Regions from separate parts of the Homo sapiens genome. Here region 1 is linked to region 2. The links are chromatin contacts, found by POLR2A ChIA-PET in ENCODE. All regions are on one chromosome and are shown on one strand. The core of a region is the stretch at or near the end of the contact, and the rest is flanking DNA. Distances in the headings are between cores, read along the strand shown. Region 1 has its middle 8.7 kb from the start of PRELP. Region 2 has its middle 34 kb from the start of ATP2B4.

Evidence for each region. ChIA-PET counts read pairs that join two places held with the same protein, here RNA polymerase II (POLR2A).
Region 1: POLR2A ChIA-PET joins it to region 2 with 18 read pairs in BJ. The contact joins two enhancer-like sites. POLR2A ChIA-PET finds 5 or more read pairs at or near these places in 2 of 52 experiments (BJ and WTC11).

What each region holds. Positions count from the first base shown.
Region 1 is chr1:203,464,822-203,469,339 of GRCh38, reverse strand. No RefSeq gene overlaps it. Among named protein-coding and RNA genes, the nearest start is that of PRELP, 8.7 kb to the left of the region's middle. Within about 2 kb of position 3,244, at least 17 of the 41 ENCODE cell types and tissues checked have a DNase peak (open chromatin) inside an H3K27ac peak, as active enhancers do.
Region 2 is chr1:203,590,166-203,595,463 of GRCh38, reverse strand. No RefSeq gene overlaps it. Among named protein-coding and RNA genes, the nearest start is that of ATP2B4, 34 kb to the left of the region's middle. RefSeq lists a silencer at 1,588-1,737. Within about 2 kb of position 3,048, at least 5 of the 41 ENCODE cell types and tissues checked have a DNase peak (open chromatin) inside an H3K27ac peak, as active enhancers do.

The DNA.
Region 1 (4,518 bases), core at 1,995-4,494, 130 kb after region 2:
ATTGAATAACAGTAACAATAATAAAGCCTCTTGAGAATTATTATAGGCAAAGCACCCTTCTTAGCCCACCCTTCTTAGCTCAATGAGGCAGGGACTTCTATAATACTCATTTAACAGGTGAGAGACTGAGGCACAGACAGTTTACATTCCAAAGGTCACAAATCTAGTAATGGCAGAGATAAGATTTGAACCCAGGTCGTCTTCCTATGATGTTCTTGTTTGTGTGTATGTATACTGTTGTGATGAATAAAATGCAGATTATTTAAAATCATCTTTAAATTCATGTAGCTTTGTGTCATTATGTATTCATACAAGTCCAACTATCATCACATACTTCTTTTTTAAGTTGAAAAGAAATCTTTGCACTTAAAACTGTTAAGAACCACTGATCTAGGTTTCAGTTACTCCTTCTTAAAAGACAGAGTTGCTTTCAACTGTTCCCTTCACCCTGCTCCCCACGCCCTGGACTCTCCAAGTCCAGTCAGTTCTATTTCCTCGATGGCCTGACAGCTGGCCCCCTCTCTCCTGTCATGGCACTGTTTTCTTCTAGACCCTGGCCCACTGCTACGGTGTCCTGATGGGTCTCCCTGCCCTCCACCCTCCACCTGACTCTTCCTCAGGTCACCTTGCATGGTTCCCTGTCCCCATGACCATTGTTCTTGGCCCACAGCACATGTTAGATTCACCTAAGTGTTCCTGAAAGTGCCTGAGGCCCCAGCCCTAGAGATGCTGGTTCAAATACATGTGCGTTTTCCAGGCTGTCATCAAGAATGATTCTGATCTGTGCCCTTTGCTGATAATTAGACCTGTAGAATGCAGTCCAAGCTCCATGGTCTGTCTCCTGCTTACCTTTCCAGCCCTGTTTCTCAAAGTCTAGACTCCAAGCATGTGACTGTCTCACAGCAGCCAGAGTACTCCAAGAGATTTCACCTCTGCATGCCTTTGCCCACTGCTCCTTCCATGTAGAAAGCCCTTCTTCACTTATACCTGTAATCCCAGCACTTTGGGAGGCCGAGGCGGGTGGATCACGAGGTCAGGAGTTTGAGACCAGCGTGATCAACATAGTGAAACCCTGTCTCTACTAAAAATACAAAAATTAGCAGGGTGTGGTGGCATGTGCCTGTAGTCCCAGCTATTCGGGAGGCTGAGACGGGAGAATGGCTTGAACCCGGGAGGTGGAGGTTGCAGTGAGCTGAGACCACACCATTGCACTCCAGCCTGGGTGACACAGTAAGACTCCATCTCAAAAAAAAAAAAAAAAAAGAAAGAAAGAAATAAAGAAAAAAGAAAAAAAGAAAGCCCTTCACCCCCCCAGGTGTTACATCTTCTAGGATGCTCTCCCGACAGCACTCTCCTCTTTGACCCCTGGTCTCTCCGTTTGCTGCAGCAGTCCCCCAGTGGATGGCCCTCCCAGGAACCGTGCCACTTCCTCGCCCTTCTCTGCTCTCCTGTCTGCCTTATCCACAAGCTCCCATGGGCCTGTGCCAAACCGGATTCCTACTTGGAGTCCCAAGACCTACATGGTTCTAACACAGAGTAGGCGCTCAGGATCCTGCACTCTGGCCCCAGCAGGAATCGGGCAGTGAGCCGAGAAGCGCTAGAACACTTTCTCCTCTTAGCGTGTTTGTCTGAATAATTGCAAAATCCTCCTGTTTTTATTTTTTTCCTGAAGGCTTCTCATCTTCTAATCTGTTTTCCATGACCGAACAAGTGTGTTATTTCCTCAAACACAAACCTGATCATGTAATTCCCTTGCTTAAAATTTTGCAATGTCTCTCAGGTATTTATAGAATAAAATTCAAATGCCTTGGCATGACATTTGAGACCCTGCAGCCTGACCTGACTTTCTTGCCATTCTCATTTCCTTTCATAGTTCCTGTGGAACCAGAGAACCAGACTCATGGGATCCTGGTTCCCTGCGTTTTTTGTTTTGTTTTGTTTGTGAGACAGAGTCTCGTTCTGTCGCCAAGGCTGGATTGCAATGGCATGATCTTGGCTCACTGCAACCTCCACCTCCCAGGTTCAAGCGATTCTCGTGCCTCAACCTCCCAAGTAGCTGGGATTATAGGTGCGCACCACCATGCCTGGCTATTTTTTGTATTTTTAGTAGAGATGGGGTTACGCCATGTTGGCCAGGCTGGTCTCAAACTCCTGAACTCAGATGATCCACCCGCCTCGGCCTTCCTAAGTGCTGGGATTACAGGCATGAGTCACCGCACCCGGCTGGTTCCCTGAGTTTTTATGCCTCTATGCCTTTGCCCAGTCTGAGTTCAGCTGTCCTTCTTTCTCCTGTTCTCCATTTGGGGGAATTCCTATTCATCCTGCAAGGCCCAAATCAAATGTTACCTCCTGTGTGAGGCTCTCCTCGGTTCCCACGGGCAGAGTGAGCTCACTCTTGACTGTGCCTCCCTGGGCCACAGCTCTGCACAGCACTGTTACTTCTTGTTTCCACGTCTGCCTACTGTGTGATTGAAGGGTCTCCAAGGCAGAAACCCAGCTCCTGGCAAATAATTAAATAATAATGGTCAGGATAGCTAGCCCTTACAGAGTACTTACTATGTGCCATGCATGTGCTTTACAGGGCATTGGCTCATTTAATCCTCATAACAGCCTCAGGAGTAGGAGCTATTATTACCATCCCCACTTTACAGATGAGGAAGCTAAAGCAGAGTGTTATCATACAGTCAGTAAGTGTTAAGGTATTACAGTAAGGGTTGAAGCTGGGATTTGAACCCAGGCAGCCTGACTCTGGGATTCACGCTGTCTATGCGGTCCTGATAAATGCCCTTAGAATGAATGGTAATCTGCAGGCTCTGAGCTAGTGAGTGTGTGTTTATGTGTGTGTTAACAAGACATGATATGACTCTGTCCCTGCCCACATAAGCTCTGGTGTCAAACTGGGTTGGAAAGGTGTTCTCCTGAGGCCTGGTACAGACTGTGGCTTTCAATGAAATAACAGAATTGTCATCTCTTCCAGCAGGTGCTACCCACCCTCGCCCACTCCCCTCATTTCTCCCACAAGCTTCGGCCTCCTTTCTTTGTTATTTCTCCTTTATTTTGTTCTGCTTGGCCAGTCTGGAAAAATGACTGGTTGGCCTGCAGCTCGGGGAGTGGTGCTTGGTCTTCCTCTTGGCCTCTCCAGGCCCCTCCTTCTAACCCCCCGTGCACAGCCCTAGCCTTGTTCAGAGCCAAATCACAGGGTTCAGGGGCTGGGCCACGTGTCTGCCCACCCCGCTGCCTTCTGAGCCTGTGAGCCTCCCGACTCCTGCCCCACCACAAGCAAATGACCCAGCCAGAGGCAAAGACCAATACCAAGAACATGCTCAGTCCATGTACTCCCTCCCCAGCCTCCCAGGCTTGGAACTGCTACTGCAGGATGTCACCAGCCATGTTCCCTACCTGTCTACTGCCTGAGCCCTCCTAGGCTGGCATTCTTCCCTGGCAGGCAGCCCACCTGAGCAGACCCCTCTGTTCCTATGCTTACTCTGCCTTCCACTCGCACACACTCACTTATGGATTTTCCCTGAACCCCTACGCCCACGCTTTACAAAGCCTGGCTCTGCCTTTCTGTGGAATATGCCTCAGGCAGAGGGGCTGTGTATCCCTGGTCAGCCTGGCATTTCCCAAGAGTGCCAAGAGAAGGGAGTCTCCCAGCTGATGGTGTGGGAAAGTGGGGCCACGCTTGGCTTTATCCTTGTTCTCCCTCCCAGGTCGGTGCCCAGAGAGGGTAGCAGGGGCCTGGGGACTAGTCAAAGTGCTCCATGGAGCAAGGCATGCTTGCTTCTGCGCTAAAAGCTTACTCACAGCCTCAAATGAGCAATACGGAAGCAGACAGGATGATCTGAGGGCACCAGGACCCATAACGACTGTCTGACCCCAAAGGTACATAGTAAAGGATAAAGACTTTTTATGGCTGTGGCTCGTGAAATAGCACGATGGAGGATCCAGAGCACTGTCATGAGGTGTCCATGCCAAGAGACACTGTGTTTCCTTCTAGTGTTTATGCTGGCTTTGGCGTCATCAACAATGGATTTAGCCAAGAGAGCTCCAGGCCGAGGCTACGAGCTCGGGAAGTAATTTACTGGGTACAAATGCTGCCCCTTCCATCCAGTCACCTCTCTGCAGTGCATTGCAGCCACCCCAGCCATGCCTGGGGAGACCATCCTAGGTGCCCTTTCTTGGGAGGCACTCTGGGGTGGGACTAGCGTCCATGCAGCAGCAAGACCAGACCCTCCATGCCATGGCCTCCTCCCCACATGGTCCCTGGGAGCTGCCCCTTGCTAATCTCAGGGCCTCAGGGCCAGCTGTCCCATTCCAGGAGGCCATTCCTAAGACAGAGCAGGGCTCTGGGGCTGGAAACAGTTATGTGAGCAATGGAGCATCCCATCTTGGCCCACCCCAGGTGTGGGGAATTTTCAGGCCCAGTTGAGCCAAGCCACAGAATGAAGGCAAAAAGGCAAAACATGTTTTGGAAGGTGGCTGGCAGCCCCAACTGTCTGCTCCATGGGCCAGGGCTCC
Region 2 (5,298 bases), core at 1,799-4,298:
GCAACATAATGAGACCCCATCTCTACAAAAAATTATAAAAAGTAGCCAGATGTGGTGGTGTGTGCCTGTAGTCCCAGCTACTTGGGAGAGTCACTTGAGCCTGGGAGTTTGAGGCTGCAGTGAGCTACTACACTCCACCCTGGGCGACAGAGCAAGACCCTGTTTCTATTGAAAAAGAAAAAAAAAAGTAACAGCCTGGGCAACATGGCAAAACCCTGTCTCTACCAAAAATACAAACAATTAGCCAGGCATGGTGGCTTGCATCTGTGGTCCTAGGAGGCTGAAATGGGAGGATCACTTGAGCATGGGAGGCAGAGGCTGCAGTGAGCTGAGATCGTGCCACTGCACTCCAGCTTCGGTGACAGAGTAAGACCCCATCTAAAACAAAAACAAAGCCAAACAAAATGTAAATTTCCTGGCCTAGTCAAGATGCAGTCTGTTTTGTTTTGTTTTTAATTTAATTCACAAGAAGGAATGCAGTCCTAATGAGTAGGAAGGCTTACAGGGAGCAGCATAGTGGAGAGGTTGTAGAGATTAGCTTTAGAAAGACCTGGGTTTGGGATCTGGCTCAGTGGCTCACGCCTGTAATTCCAGCACTTTGGGAGGCCGAGGTGGGTGGATCACCTGAGGTTGGGAGTTCAAGACCAGCCTGACCAACATGGAAAAACCCTGTCTCTACGAAAAATGCAAAATTAGCCGAGCGTGGTGGTGTGTGCCTGTAATCCCAGCTATTCGGGAGGCTGAGGCAGGAGAATCAATTGAATTCAGGAGGTAGAGGTTGCAGTGAGCCTAGATCACTCCATTGCACTCCAGCCTGGGCAGCAAGAGCGAAACTCTGTCTCAAAACACACACACACACACACACACACACACACACACACACACACAAGAAAGACCTGGGTACACTGCCACTCACTAGCTACAAGTCTTCAGACAAGTTACTTAACCTTGTTGTGTCCCATTGGCTCCTTTTTTTTTTTTTTGAGTCGGAGTCTTGCCTTGTCACCCATAGCACAATCTTGGCTCATTGCAGCGTCTGCCTCTCGGGTTCAAGCATTCTCCTGCCTCAGCCTCCTGAGTAGCTGGGATCACAGGCACGTGCCACCCCACCACACCCAGCTAATTTTTATATTTTTAGTAGAAACAGGGTTTTACCATGTTAGCCAGGCTTGTCTCGAACTCCTGACTTCAGGTGATCCACCCGCCTCGGCCTCCCGAAGTGCTGAGATTACAGGCATGAGCCATCGTGCCTGGCCCCCACTGGCTCATTTGTAAACAAGGATACACTTTCCTCATGAATTCTTTTAGTGAGGAAGTTATATGATGATGTAGGTGTGTGCTTAGCAGAGGGGCTCTGTGCTAAGTCCTCAGAATGTGGCAGCTGTAACCACCTGGTCCCTGGAAAAACCCAAGGGAAGGAAAGCCTGAGTGTTGCTCATGTCTGACTAAGCTTAGGGAGGCCTTGCTGATTCTTGAAGGCCTCAGGGCCTCCCAGAGTGTATCTGTGCTGCTTGACCGTCTATGACGTTGTCCTAGTTACTGGTGGATGGAAGGAAGTGTGGAGATCACCAGGCAAAGATCACTGGCTCACTAGTGGCAACCCTCTTGCCTGACAGAGTTGGCCTCTATTAGGAACTGCTATGCCCCACCTGGTGGCAAGAAACCCCAAGGGCAGCCGCGGCCCTGCACAGACCTAAAGACCTTCTCAGTCTTCTCCTTTCTTGCATCCAGCTTTGAATCATCTTCAAAGACCTTTGTATCCAGCCCAAAGGCGGAGATACCTTTCCTGTGATGGTTTGTGAGAGCTATGTCAGAGGGTGAGAGGGGCTGAGCGGTGTCGGGGCAGTGTGGTAGACTAGAGTCAGAAGACCTGCGTCCACACTGGGAGCTCCAGATCAATTGCTCCATCTGTAAGCCTCAGTTTCCTCACCTGTATAATAGAGATCCACCTGTGAAGATCAAATATCTGGTAAAACTGTGAGTGTGGAAGCAGGAAAGCTGCAGAAATCTTGCCTTTGTCATTCTGGGTGGTTTTTACAAACATTGTGGAGACTGATAAATGAGTACAGAAGCCCTCAAACCAGTCTCCTGAAACCCAAACAAGATCAGCCAGGGGCTTCATAGCGGCGTGATGCCAGCATGGTGGGTGCTTCTGCTGCTTGGGGGGCCTAGGGGTGGGCAGGTGAGCAGTGTGTGGGAAAAGGAGATTGAGTGGTCAGCTGCAGTGATTTTTCTGGGAGTTTTCTCCACTCACTCAACAATCAAGAATGGGTATGCCTTTATTGGCTCCAAGAAAAGATAAGACATGAGCAGCCCCATTCTTGAGAAACCTTCAGAGGTCATTTGGTCCTTTAGCACTTACGGAGCCACTTGTGAAAAGGGCTGCGAGAGACGCCCAAGATGGATCAGCCATGGTCCCTGCTATCCAGAAGCTTGTAGAGGAAGGAAAGCTACTTCACAGCACACAGGCTGAAATTTCATAAGAGGAAATGACCATTGTGCCAGTTGATCATGTGAGAATGGACGGAATGTAGGGGGATAAGTAGTAAGAGCCAGGGAGGCTTAACCAAGAGAGACTTCCTGAGGAAGACGGAACCTGGACCAGAAGCAAGAGGCCACTCTGAGAAGAGGAGGGGTGACCCAGGTAGAATGCTGGAGAGCAGGGTCTCCAGGAACATGATGTATAAACATCTGGAGAGGAGGGGGCTGCTGGTGGGTGGCCTGGAGCCCTGGAATGCAAATAGACTGCTCTCCAAAGTCCCCACCAGCCAGACAGCTGTGGTGCTGCCTTGTACCCTGGGAGTGAATAAGTTGCTTCTTATTCTCCTCCCAGCCCCCAACTTCCCTGCCCCCCACCCCATCCCCCAGCCTTACTTAGGGATTTCACCTGGTCAATCACCAGAGTCAACAGGCAAGAGCTATGAACCTCAGGCAGGAATGGGAGGAGCTGTCAGAATGAGATGTGAGGCCCCAGGCATGAGGGCTGGAGTCTCAGGGTCTGGCCAGCTCCCGGCTCCTGTAAGCCTCAGCCCAGCCAGAGACGCCAGGCACCTGGGCCCGGCACGGCTCCTCACTTGCTTTGTGTCTGAGTTGAAACCCGCCCACGCTGGGGATGGCAACTCTCTGCCTCTGTCTGCTGGGCCTCCCTGTGGAAGCTAGGCCTGGTGGCTTCACATAAATATTGATTGTCTACTCAGCCATCCCGGCAGGGAGAGAGAGGCCAGGCAGGAGGGGGAGCCCGATCAGGCAGCACTGGATGAATGGAGTCCTGATGTGAGGGAGCTGGGGGGATGCCAGAGGCTAACAGAGGAGAGGCAGGAATCCTAGGGTAGAGAATTCCCCAAGAGGGATAAATGCCAAGTTCAGAATAGCGGTCACCTGGGGAGGAAGAGGAGCATAAGCAGGACCTTCGGGGGTGGCAGCAGTGGTTTACTTAAGCAGGGCTTCACACTCATTAATGCTATTCTTTGTATCTCTTTGTATGTCTGAATCGTTTATAATACATTTGTACCTAGTGACCTGTAGAGGTCCTGTCTTCCTTCCCCCAGCCTCTAGGCAAGACTTCAGTAATCTACCGGACAAGGTGCTGCTCTGGTCTAACTCTGAAATTTTAAAGAGAGATTCCCAAGATGCCAACACAACCCAGGCCCCATCCTGCTTCCAGCCCTTCCTCCAGCTTTGTCAGGGAGAAGGCATTCTTTCCCTTGTTCAGCTAACAAGTCCTGACTGTGTCAGGAGGGAGACCACTGGCTTTGGGGTCTGGACAATGGCCCTGATGTCCTGCTCAGTGTTCTATGCTCTGGTTGGATAGTTCCTGCTCCTTCCACCCTCCTCACAGACCCCACTGTCTGAGCCATCAGTCAGGGAAGAGATGTCTGTTGCCTTTTGGGGGAAATCAGGCCTTCGGGAGAGAAGCAGGCTCCAGAGAACCTTTCCACTATCCTCTTTTCCTTGCTCATTCCTCTCTTCCCAAAACAAATGCCCTTATGAAGGACTTAGGACTTAGACCAGACTAAGAATTTCCGTAAGAAAATGTCTCTCTCTCTTTCCCCACACCATCACCCCCATCCCCTCCGCCCCCCAATTCCTCTCTCTGCTTTTGAACTCCTGGCCTCAAGCGATCCTCCTCCTCCCGCTTCGGCCTCCCAAAGCACTAGGATTATGGATGTGAGCCACCACGCCCAGCCTCCTTTATTTTTCTTGTCAGTTTTTATCTTTCTTCCCTTTCCGTTTCTCTTCCTTTGTTATGACTCTTTTTCCCAAGCCCACTTTCTTTCTGTCATCTTCCTCCCCCTTCTTCCCTCTGTTCCTCTGCCTCTGGCTCCTGCCTTCCAGGGCCTCCCCTGCACTCTCACCTGGCTGGCTCTGTCCCACACTCTCCCTGGCATAGGAGACTCTTCTAGGGAATTCAAGGAAATAAGCAGGAGGCATATTCTGCCTTTGAAACCAGATGAGGGGCTGCTCTCTACTCAAGCCATGCTAATCATTAGACAGTCATTTCTGGGAAGGGCTCTCAGCTCTGGAACCCAAATGGCTCCAGCTCTATGTCATTGCTCCTATTTCTTAAGGCCACTGGTCTCCATCAGGATCCTCTGCAAACCAACAGCCTTGAAACCTTAACAATTATGTCATGTGAGGGCACTCCTTTTGTTGAGTCCACCCTGAGGGCAGAATTCTACCAGACCCTGAAGGGAGGGGATGCTGTTTGGAGGATCAACAAGCCTTTATCTAGTAGGGGAGATGGCACGCTCATGAGTCAGACCTGACACAGCTCAGACAACAAGCAATAAACAGAAAGCAATTTTCTTACTGAGTGCCGAGAAGCCAGATCATTTAGAACAAAACAGATTTAATTAGAGAAGACTTCTTGAAGGGAGTGAATATGGGGCAGGGACTGAAAAGAGAGGTGCTGGTTAGCCAGGCATGGTGGCATGCACCTCTAGTCCGAGCTACATGGGAGGCTGAGGTGGGAGGATTTCTTGAGCCCAGGAGGTTGAGGCTGCAGTGAGCTGTGATCTCACCACTGCACTCCAGCCTGGGCAACAGAGCAAGATCCTGTCTCTTTTTTTTTTGAGACGGAGTCTCGCTCTGTCACCCAGGCTGGAGTATAGTGGGGCGATAGTGGCTCACTGCAACCTCTGCCTCCCAGGTTCAAGCAATTCTCCTGCCTCAGCCTCCTGAGTAGCTGGGATTATAGCATGCGCCACCACGCCCAGCTAATATTTTTTGTATATTTTTTTTTAAGTAAAGACGGGGTTTCACCATCTTGGCCAGGCTGGTCTCGAACTCCTGACCTTG